2 separate regions of the Homo sapiens genome follow, and region 1 is linked to region 2. A link is an interaction called in ENCODE POLR2A ChIA-PET data of the cell type or tissue named here. Cell type or tissue: GM12878. All regions are shown on one strand. Each heading gives the region's core, and the rest is flanking DNA. Links, peaks and the distances in the headings are about the cores only.

Region 1 (5,360 bases), core at 306-5,305, 68 kb before region 2:
CCATAACTCACACCGGTGTCCGGCCCTCCTCGACCCCATTCTCTTCCCTTGAGGATGTCTCTGGACCAGGATGGCCGGAGGCCTGTTGGGTGGCGAGGGGGACTGGCTGCTGCGACGGCGGGGGCAGGGGAAAGGGCCTGTTCCCCAGGACACTGGGAGGATATTTGGGGGAAAGCCCCGCACTGGGTTCTCCCCATTTTGCCCGCTCGGCTTAGGGGCTCGGAGCCCGGAGGGAGCTCGGGCGTCTGGCCGCCCCCTGCCGCCTTCGTCCCATCGGCCCCGAACGGAGAAAGGGCGGCCCCAGAGAGCCTCCCGGGGTCGGCGGCCCCTCCCGCGCGCAGCCCCGACGGCCGCGCAGCGCCCTCTAGTGCCGGGCAGCGGGGCCCGCGCGGTCCAGCCCGCCTGCCCGCCCGCGGCTCCGCTTCCCGCGGCCGCGGCCGGAGCGAGATTGGGGAGGCAGGAGGCGGAGCCGAGCGGGCGGGGGAGCCTCCGAGAAGCTCGCGGCCTTCGGCGGCTTCCCGGCCCGGGAAGTGAGCCGGGTCGGCTGCCGCAAACAGGAAGTCGGGCTGTAACAAAGAGCGCGGGGGGCGGGGAGCCGCGGGAGCTGCGGGGCACGGCGGCGGCAGGTGGAGGGCTGACCCGGGCGGGCAGGCGCACCTGCCCCTTCCGCCGCCGCGCAGGCCTCGGGGCGCCCTGGGCGCGAGGGAGGGCGCAGCCGCCCAGGGAAGGCCGCTGGGACCTCGCAGGCGCATCCCCGCCCGAGGAAGGGACAGTCACAGTTCCCCCAGTGAATCATTTCCACCCCCTTCCCGGAATGCAGCAAGCCACGTGGGGCGGAGGGCTGGGGCCGCTGATCCTGTGGATCCAGAGGGAGAGGCTGGGAGAGCTGCGGCGAGGGAAGCTACGGAGAGCTCTGTGGGTCCCAGTCAAGAGATGGAGCATCCACACCACCGTGGTTTAGTCTGGTGGCCTTTTCTAGCCTGGGATGGGGGAGGTGGGAGCCACTGTCCTTTTTTCCCTACCCCCTGACCAGGCTGACCCTGGCCCTGAGGCAGGAGAGGAACCCTGGCTGAGCAAGCAGGATAAAGTCATTTCTCCTTCTGCACAACCCCTCCCTGACTCTACCAGCCGAGGGGCCCTGGAAAAGCAGCTGTCCTCAGGTCACCGTGGGGTCAAATTGATTCTCCAGGCAGGGCACTGGCTCCAGGCTGTTAAGGAACTACTAAACTCCGAATTCCCTGGTGAAATACCCATGCAAATTAAAGGTGGGCATTTGCTAACCTGTGGAAGGCACCTCACAGTGAGTCTAGAACCATTATCTGGCCTCCTTTCTGCCAAGCCTAGGAAATCTCCTGTACCCCAGGACACTCAAGTGATCATGAGGGTCTTGGGTGCCTTACCTATCAGAAGGGGCTGGACTCTCAGGAAATCCTGGGGAGAAGGGGCTTCCTCCGCTGTGGCCTGTTTACACCCCAAGTGCCTGCCCAGCTTGTGGGATGTTGTTAAAGGTGGAGCCTGGCATGAGCTGCAGGTCGGAGCTGCCCAGACCAAGTTCCCCACGGGTCCCCACTTTCCCCAGAAAGCCAGCTTTTTTGGTGGGCTCTCCAGCTCCCCATCTAGTGCATCAGAGCAGCTGTGAGCTTTGCCAGCCAACTCCTCTCCGGGGCTCTTCTCTGCGAGTCTGGCAGCCTGTGCAGCCCGTCACAGCCTGGTGTTGTGGACGTGCAGGGCTGCGGGTGTCCTACCTGTCCCCCACATGGGAGCCTCGTCATCTTGCCTTCGTGTCCCAGCCCAGTTCCCCCCTCCCGTACACCCCTAGGGCCTGGGAGCTGCTTTCCTGTTTCATTTTGGGCAGGAAGAGTGAGGTCGTGTTGTTCTTCCCCCTGCTGCCGGCTCAGGCTGTGGGAACGGTTCCCTGAATGCTTTCCTGTTTGATACCCTGTGTGTACAGTGAAGGGAACAGGGAGCGATGAGTGAGGCGTGGAGCGTGTGCGTGCTCCTGTGTCTCTGGCATAAGCACCCAGGTCTGGGGTGGGCATGGTGTGTCTGTGTCAAGGAGAGAGGAAAAAAGGGAGGGCAAGTAGCACTCCAAACCCTTGGACTCCATTAGGAGCAGGGCATCTAATGGGTCTATTTTGCTTTACTGTGGACAGGCTGAGAGCTGGGAGCATCTGCTCAGCTTTTTGTCAGTGGCTCATTTTTTCATAATTTGCTCTCCATGGAGGAGCATATTTTCGGCTATAGAGAGGGCTGTGGCACCCTAGGGACTATCCTGTGCCTTAGAGGAAGCTAGGCATGAAACTCCTAGTGAGACTGGAAACCCCCTCATTAGTGCCTCAGCAAGAGAAACCTGGACTCAGGGAAGGCTACCTCCTCCTCCCCTTTCTCCCTGTCTTTGCAGTCTTCAATAAATTCTAGCAGCCCTGGGCAGACAAGGTGCTCAGACTCTCAGCGCTCTTGTCTGCTACAAAGAGGAAAAACAAGGCAAACCTCCCTCCTGCCCTGTCTCCTGAGACCTGTACCCTGCTGGGGCTAAGAAAAGAGCCAGGCACCCTGCAACAGCAGGAGGAAGGACTCAGATGTCACCAGGGTGCAGAGGCCCTATCCCATCCACCGACGAGAGAATGCTTTTTTTTTTTTTTTTTTTTTTGAGATGGAGTCTCGCTCTGTCGCCCAGGCTGGAGTGCAGTTGCGCTATCTTGGCTCACTGCAAGCTCCACCTCCTGGGTTCATGCCATTCTCCTGCCTCAGCCTCCCGAGTAGCTGGGACTACAGGCACCCGCCACCACACTGGGCTAATTTTTTGTATTTTTAGTAGAGACGGGGTTTCACCCTATTAGCCAGGATGGTCTCGATCTCTTGACCTCGTGATCTGCCCGCCTTGACCTCCCAAAGTGCTGGGATTATAGGCGTGAGCCACCGCTCCCGGCCAAGAGAATCCTTTTGAATATGAGAAAAACAGGCAGAACTAGGGAGCCCCATAAGCTTTTTCAGGCTTGAAGAGAGGAAGGAAGAAGTGATTCAGGTCAGGAGGAACATGCCCCAGGAATGGTGAGGGCATAAAGAGGGAAGGGGGCACTGTACCAACTCAAAGTCAGCAGGCAAGGAAGGCTGGCTGAGGCTGGGGACTAGATGGGTGAGGCTCGGCTCCTCAACGAATGGAAGAAGACAAGGGCCTGGGGTACGACATGCCAAATCCAAGTGTCTGCACGGGTCCCAGGGGTTCCGGCGGGGCACATGGCAGCAGTAGAAGGGAGTTTAGAGTTTTTTGGGTGAGAGGGCAGGGGTACCATCACAAAGACAGGACCCAATAAGTAATAAACTCCTGTACACATCTGTTTCATATTATAAATACACATTATATACAAAATAATGTTATAAAATGTAGAAAGGTCAGTGCTTCTGATTCTTAAATTATTGAAATACTAGACTCCAAAATAAACTACAAAAAAAAAAAAAAAAACAAAATAAAAACTCATATTATTGATTTCTGAAGACCAGCTTTGAGGGTGGTCTGGGGCAGTAGTGGACCAGAGCCCAGGCTCGAGGTTGTGGAGATGGGCTTGAGGGAGGAAAGGGCCCAGGCGGCCGCAGCACCTGATTTCCCCCTCAGTGGAATTTCCAACACACTGCCCTGAGTGCCCCAGTTAGGCCTGGCACCCTTGGCTGGTGGGAGGGGCAGGCCCTCTGCCTGTCTGCTTACAGAAGCCCAGGGCCAGAGGGTGGTGGAAGCCGGGTAGACGGACATTCTTGCCCAAAGGGCCTAGACCAGAGAGCCAGGCCTGCATACAGTAGTTGGAGGCATGGGGCAGAAAGCACTCCCCTCCCTCGAGCACTCACCTCACCTCCAGGGCAAACCCCAGCAAGAGACGCACCCAGTGGTTTTCCAGCCCACAGGAGGCCCTGCCCTCATTGGCCCCCTCTCTCCTTTCTGATTTGGGCCCAACTGTCGCCGTGGAGCCTGGGCCAAAGGCACTTTTGGAAACACGGATGCCAGTGGAGGCCACAGCAGCTCCGGGCCCCATGGGGCTACTGCCACTCTCTCTGGAAAACAGGCCGGAGCCCCGGAAGGAGCCCCCTGAAGGCCACTACTGGCAGGGCAGTGCCCAGTGGCATCTCTCTTCTCTTCTGTTCCTCTGGTTGGTGCAGCTGCCAATCTGATGCCAGACAGACACCCAAAGGTGTGGAAGGGTATTGCATCTCTTGGCAAGTTCACAGTCTGTCCGGTTCCTGCCATTCCCTCCTCCTCCTGAGAGCAGCACGTTGCATATGAAAAACGTCCCATCCAGGATGCAATGTAAACAATGCAGAAGGAAGGTCCAGCCGCGGGGCTGAGCAGGGATGTCCAGGTAGGCTCCTGCCTTATACCTGGGAGCAAGCGGAAGGCAGGGAAACAGGTTACCCTGGGCATGCGCACTCCCTCCAGGCCCTCCCTGGGCCTCCCTGGGAGAAGGCGATGGGGCAGGCAGGGGCTAAGGGCAGGTGGGGCAGTCCTCCCCAGTCTTCGGCCCAACACACACACGGGCCTGGGAGCTTGCGCTCATGAGGTCAATGGAGGAAGCCAGTGGGAAGGGGCAGGAAGGGCACAAGGGGTGAGGGGCCCCCTCACCCATCAGAGGCTGGCCAGCAGTGCCGTGGCTGCCCAACCCAGCACCAATACAGCAGGAAAGGACCAGACCAGGCTTGCCGCCATGGTTCCTGTTTCACACCCTTAGTGGCAATGAGGCCAGCAGGGACCCAAGAGTCCACTGAACTTGGCCTGCCAAGGCAGGGTTCTGACCTACCCTTCAGGAATGGCCCATGGGTCAAGAGTGACCAGGCCACTTTCCCTCCCACAAAAGGCAGAAGGAAAGGCGAGCCCAGCACTCACCTCCGTGGCAATGACACATTCATTCCTCTCCTCTGATATCAAACACACAGACTGGTACATGGAGTCCCTGGGGGAGCATATCGCTGATATCCGACACTCTGGCTTTTCACTGAGGGAACACAAGACAGGCGTGTAAGGGAGGGACGGGGAGAGGCTTGGGGGGAGGGAGGACCCTGGAGAGCCAAAGGGCATCTGCAGGGTGGTTCTTGGGGAAGACACAGGGGCTGGACGTGCCCAGTGCTGGGCTGCTGCAGGGGGGCACTTAGGAAAAGGCCCCTAAGAGAGTCACAGGCCTCCCAACCTCACCAGAAGGGTCTGAGCCCTGCATAAAGCCAGTGCTGCCACTAGAGGCAAGCCACACTGTGGAAAGACGGAAGTCACAAGAGACACCCTAGGGACACTTGACATGTGTGAATGAACAAATGAATGAATGGGAGGGAAGGACAAAGGACCCCTGACAGAAATCCTACTGGAGGATCTTCCTGTCAGT
Region 2 (5,360 bases), core at 65-5,064:
ATGGGTACCCCGCGCGCTACCGGCCCACTGCGCTGGACACCTTCTCTGGTACGTACGTTCAATCGCCCGTGCGGCCGCGTGGCTGCGGCGGGGCTGTGCACCGGGGAGCTGGGGCGGGCGTCTCGGCGGGAGGGCGCAGAGGACCCCGGGGAGGAGACTGGAGCAGGCCCCGAGGTGGCGCTGGTGCGGCCCAGGACGCTCTTCCTAACTCAGGCTCTCCCCGCCCCGCCCCTGCAGTGCAAGTCCTGGTGGATGGAGCTCCGGTGCGCATTGAGCTCTGGGACACAGCGGGACAGGTGAGAAGCTGGGCGCGGCCTCTACTGGTCTGCGGGGAGATGGGCTGGAGGCTGGGAGGACCCCATATGGAGCAAATGGAGAAAGCCTTGGGCTCTTGGAGTCTCAGGTTTCCAGCCCCGGGTGAGAAATGGATTCCATGTGTCGGGGGGCTAATCCTTACCACCTGGCCTTCCCACCCCAGGAGGATTTTGACCGACTTCGTTCCCTTTGCTACCCGGATACCGATGTCTTCCTGGCGTGCTTCAGCGTGGTGCAGCCCAGCTCCTTTCAAAACATCACAGAGAAATGGCTGCCCGAGATCCGCACGCACAACCCCCAGGCGCCTGTGCTGCTGGTGGGCACCCAGGCCGACCTGAGGGACGATGTCAACGTACTAATTCAGCTGGACCAGGGGGGCCGGGAGGGCCCCGTGCCCCAACCCCAGGCTCAGGGTCTGGCCGAGAAGATCCGAGCCTGCTGCTACCTTGAGTGCTCAGCCTTGACGCAGAAGAACTTGAAGGAAGTATTTGACTCGGCTATTCTCAGTGCCATTGAGCACAAAGCCCGGCTGGAGAAGAAACTGAATGCCAAAGGTGTGCGCACCCTCTCCCGCTGCCGCTGGAAGAAGTTCTTCTGCTTCGTTTGAGCAGCTATGGCTGCATAGCAAGTAGTAGGCAGGAGGCCAAAGACTTCTGAGACCTGGGGCACCCGGGCCTTTGCGGCAGCTACTGGCAGGGCCTGGCCACCTCATAGGACTCAGTTCCCTTCTGAACACTCGGGGGACATGGGCCTCTAACTGCCCACTCTGATATGCCTGGGTGAGCCTAGGAGGGAAGGCTCTGATTTGGATTTCTCCAGTCAAAGCTCACAGAAAAAAACCTGGCACTTTGATTTTCATGGGATGGTCCTAACAGGGTCAGTCACCTCCGAGCAGTTTGGGAACCCAGTTTCTTGTCCTGGGCCCTCAGGTCAGCCTGGCTGAATTAGGACCCTTCCTTGGCACAGGGGTGAGAAAGAGCTTGGGGAACGCTTGGCATTATGGAGGGCTGGAAGGGGCTCAACCCCGATTTGGAGAGAAGTTTGGGATGGAGTGGGCGAGAGATTGAGAGAGCGAGCAGGAAAAGAGGTCTTGGAGCCTGGGACTGATGGTGGATAAGGCCTGGAAAGAAGATGACGAGGAGGAGGAGAGAGGGAAGTGGGGTGGATGAGGAGCAGGCTGACACCTGGGCTGCCCTCAATCCCCAAGGCCAGGGAGGGCGGGGCTGGCCCCTGGGAAGAACTGGGTCTCTGGGCTCCCTAGGCACTGCCCAAACTGGCTGAGCCAGGAGTGGGGCAGGAAGTGAGAGTCAAGGCCCAGCAAAAGGAGGGGGAGGAGCTGCAAATTAGAACCTGAAGGAGGACCGGGTTGGGGATCATCCCTTTCCTCAAGGTCACACAGCCTAGAAGCTAGAGCAGTGCAGAGTCTGCAAATAAAACCTTAAGTCTGTGAAGGCGTGCGTTGTCTCTGTCATTTCCTGGAGCCCACTCCTCCCTCAGAACCCTCCTCAAGGCCTAACTGCCTGGCTAGAGACAGATTGGGGACCAAAGGACTGAGGCTAGATTGAAAGGTGGGGGCTGGACTGGGGGTGGGGGCAGTGTAATGGGAACTGGACTGTGGGGGTAGGTGTGGAGCTCCCCGCTTGGGGCTCAGCTGGTTCCCAGGAGAGCTAGCGTGGGAAGCGGCCTGGAAACGGGTTTCCCCAGGTGTCAGCGCCAGAGCTGGTTTCCCATGACCTCACCTGGTGGGTGGAGCCCCTCCCCTCCACCCCTCCTTTCTAGAGCACCATGCTCAGCACTGGAGCTCAAGGTCAGTCCCCAGCCTTCTAACTTTTCTGCTCTGTTCCTTCTGGCAGTTCACAGGGCCCTGGGGCTCAGGTTAGGGGACCATCCCCCCCTCCGACCTCTATTCACAGCCTGAACATAAAGGGAACCCATACAGCCTAAACCTCAATCACTGGCCAAAGTTCTTAGACTTGGGTTGGACCCAGTCTTCAGCCTTGGCACCTAAGGAGCTAGTGAAGGTCAGGGTGCTGCTTGTGAACAATTTAAATAGAGGTTTATCCCCAAGTATCCTGTGCAAGAGCGAGTTCATTGGGAGAGGACTTGGAGAGGAGCAGGGATCTGGAGAACATTCCCTCATGTTGGAGCTTGAAGGGACTTTGAAGGACACCCAGGGAGAAAATGAAACAAAACAAAACTTACTTTACCATAAGGAGACTGAGGACCAGACAGAAAAGGTAATAGCTTAAATGATATGTATCACCCAGTGACTGTAAGAGCACTTTGCAAACTCTAGAGTTGGATACAGGGGTATGTGTTACTCTGGGAGAGGAATTTCTTTCTTTCTTTTTCTTTTGAGGTAGAGTCTCGCTCTTTCACCCAGGCTGGAGTGCAGTGGCGTGATCTTGGCTCAGTGCAACCTCTGCCTCTTGGGTTCAAGCGAGTCTCCTCCTTCAGCCTCCTGAGTAGCTGGGATTACAGGTGTGCGCCACCATGCCTGGCTCATTTTTGTATTTTTAGTAGAGATGGGGTTTCACCATGTTGGTCAGGCTGGTCTCGAACTCCTGACCTTGTGATCTGCCTGCCTCAGCCTCCCAAAGTTCTGGGATTACAGGTGTGAGCCACTGGGCTCAGCTGGGAGAGGAATTTCTGAGGCACACCTGGCACACCTGCTAGGCAGCTGCTGGGTCAGATGAGCACTCATGCCCTGGCCCAGCCCACCTCTGAGCCCATCTCCCTCTGCAGGAAGCTACAGCTGTGTGTGTGTGTCTGTGTGTGTGTGTGTGTGTATGTCTGTCTGTCTGTCTGTCTCTGTCTGTGTCTGTGTGTGTGAAAGAGCATGGCTGAGGGACAGAAATCCCAGCCAAGTGAAACTTCAGATAATCCCCAAGTTTAGTTTTAGCCAAGACTGTCCACTTCCTGCCCCACCAGGGCCTGTCCCCAGAGCTCCAGCCAACTGGAGCTCCTTCTGTTCCCTTTACCCTTCAGGTGGAGGTGCTGAGGGTCTCACACCCCAGCAGCATGGCCTGTTGTTACCTCAACCCAGCCTGACACACTCCCCTCTGGGGCAGAAACCTGGGTTCAAGTTCAGACTCTGACACCAACCATGACCTTAGGCAAATAATTTCCCTTCTCTATGCCTCAGTCTTCATTTGAAAAATGAAGGACTCAGGACTCAGACTGGGTTTGAGGTTCTTAAACTTGTTCTGAGGGGCCTTGGACGTGCCTTGGGGTGGGGATCATCCCCCACAAGGGGGTTATCCTTGTACCCGCCCCCACCTCCAACTTCTTCCCTAATTCTCTCTTGTGGTACTAGTATATCCATGTCACCCAAATTGAAACCTCGGTCACCATGCCTCCTCTCTTGCTGGGTCTCCAAGTCTGGTCAGGACCTCTGTCACCCACACCCCAAGGTCCCTGCCACTGCAGCTCCCCACTCCAATCTGTCCCGTGCTGCTGTGTTCACTCTGGCATCCCCCAACTCAAGGCTCAAGACTGTTACTGGCTCTCACTGTTGATGATGAACTTCCAGCTCCTCATTTCAGCATTCAAGGCCCTCTCAAATCTGACAGCACCCTGGACCAGGCCAGCTCGCTCTGGTGATCCCCAGCTATTTCCGACTTCCTGACTCCCAGTCTTGGCTTGTGCCAGATCCCCTAGTTTGGAAAGAGCTCCCTGTCACCTCCCAGATGCCCCATTTCTCCTCATGATAACCAGCTTTCAATACCTCCCTCCTCCAGAACAGATGCTTACCTGTATCAGTGTCTTCACTGCTCCCTTGGCACACTGAGGACACTGGGCGTTCTGCGACTGACTCAGCCTGCATCTTCCCAGCTAAATGAAGAGAGAGAGAGAGCCACGTTTAAGTTCCTTTTGCTCCCACAAGGTCTGGGGCTCAGGCAATGTTTGCTGCTGACCCTGAAATGCTTAGGAATAAAAAGCCAGCCAGTGAGCCCTGGAGAGGCTGGGAGGATTAAGTTTAGCTCCAGATTTGGAGCTTGAAGACTGAGGCCTAATGTCAACAGCTTGCTGGAAAGGACCTCTAAGGCTCTGGCCCCAAGCCTGTGCAGGACAAGAGGGATTCGCTTCTGCTTCCGAATCCACTGGTTCTCTTTGGTTCTGTCTCTTTCTCTAGAATATGGTACCTACTTTTCTGGGGTAGTTTTTTTGTTTTTATCTCTCTGTCTGTTTCCTTGGCCTCTTTTCCCTTTTCTCTGCTCTTTTAAATTATATTTAAAGGAATATTTATTATATGAATTGGATAAAATTATATGTTTCTTACATATACATTCTTACATATGTCCTTATCAATATAAATTGCTTTTAATGTCTGTGTAACCCTTAGTTGATTTTTTTCAATTTTTTCTTTCTTTCTGTTTTTTTTTTTTTTTTTTTTTGAGACGGAGTCTCGCTCTGTGGCCCAGGCTGGAGTGCAGTGGCGCCATCTCGGCTCACTGCAAGCTCCACCTCCCGGGTTCACGCCATTCTCCTGCCTCAGCCTCCCGAGTAGCTGGGACTACAGGTGCCCACCACCACGCCTGGCTAATTTTTTGTATTTTTAGTAGAGACGGGGTTTCACCATGTTAGCCAGGATGGTCTTGATCTCCCGATCTCGTGATCTGCCCACCTCAGCCTCCCTAAGTGCTGGGATTACAGGCATGAGCCACTGCACCCAGCTCTCTTTTTTTTTTGGAGATGGAGTCTCACTCTGTCACCCAGGCTGGAGTACAGTGGCACAATCTTGGCTCACTGCAGCCTCCGCCTCCTGGGTTCAAGCAATTCTCCTGCCTCAGCCTCCCAAGTACCTTGGATTACAGGCATCCACCACCACATCCAGCTAATTTTTTTTTTTTTTTTTTGAGACAGAGTCTCACTCTGTCGCCCAGGCTGGAGTACAGTGGCATGATCTCGGCTCACTGCAACCTCCGCCTCCCAGGTTCAAGTGAGTCTCCTACCTCAGCCTCCCAAGTAGCTGGGATTACAGGCGTGCACCACCAGGCCCAGCTCATTTTTGTATTTTTAGTAGAGACAGAGTTTCACCACGT

The links. Peaks named below come from ENCODE experiments on the same cell type or tissue, not always from the same donor. Only the 100,000 strongest peaks of a DNase experiment are listed, where the experiment ranks them.
Region 1: POLR2A ChIA-PET joins it to region 2 with 10 read pairs; 10 of 35 experiments call an interaction of 5 or more read pairs at or near these places.

What each region holds. Positions count from the first base shown.
Region 1 is chr15:40,937,037-40,942,396 of GRCh38, reverse strand. DLL4 (delta like canonical Notch ligand 4) reads right to left here. Exons shown (of 11, transcript NM_019074.4): 10 at 4,871-4,979; 11 at 3,324-4,368. The coding sequence ends at 4,363. Among named protein-coding and RNA genes, the nearest start is that of DLL4, 10 kb to the right of the region's middle. RefSeq lists a silencer at 168-747 and enhancers at 2,038-2,097, 3,380-4,196. In GM12878, for the core only: CTCF peaks have their summits at 365 (motif pointing left), 4,172 and 5,214 (motif pointing right); DNase peaks (open chromatin) are centred at 472, 1,996 and 2,326; H3K4me3 peaks cover 1,615 bases; H3K27ac peaks cover 2,259 bases.
Region 2 is chr15:40,868,620-40,873,979 of GRCh38, reverse strand. RHOV (ras homolog family member V) reads left to right here. Exons shown (of 3, transcript NM_133639.4): 1 at 1-48; 2 at 238-296; 3 at 479-1,766. The coding sequence ends at 922. LOC124903475 (a long non-coding RNA gene) reads right to left here and starts at 238. Exons shown (of 2, transcript XR_007064600.1): 1 at 57-238. RefSeq lists a silencer at 1-211 and an enhancer at 1,850-2,139. In GM12878, for the core only: a CTCF peak has its summit at 183 (motif pointing right); a DNase peak (open chromatin) is centred at 1,956; H3K4me3 peaks cover 2,458 bases; H3K27ac peaks cover 3,392 bases.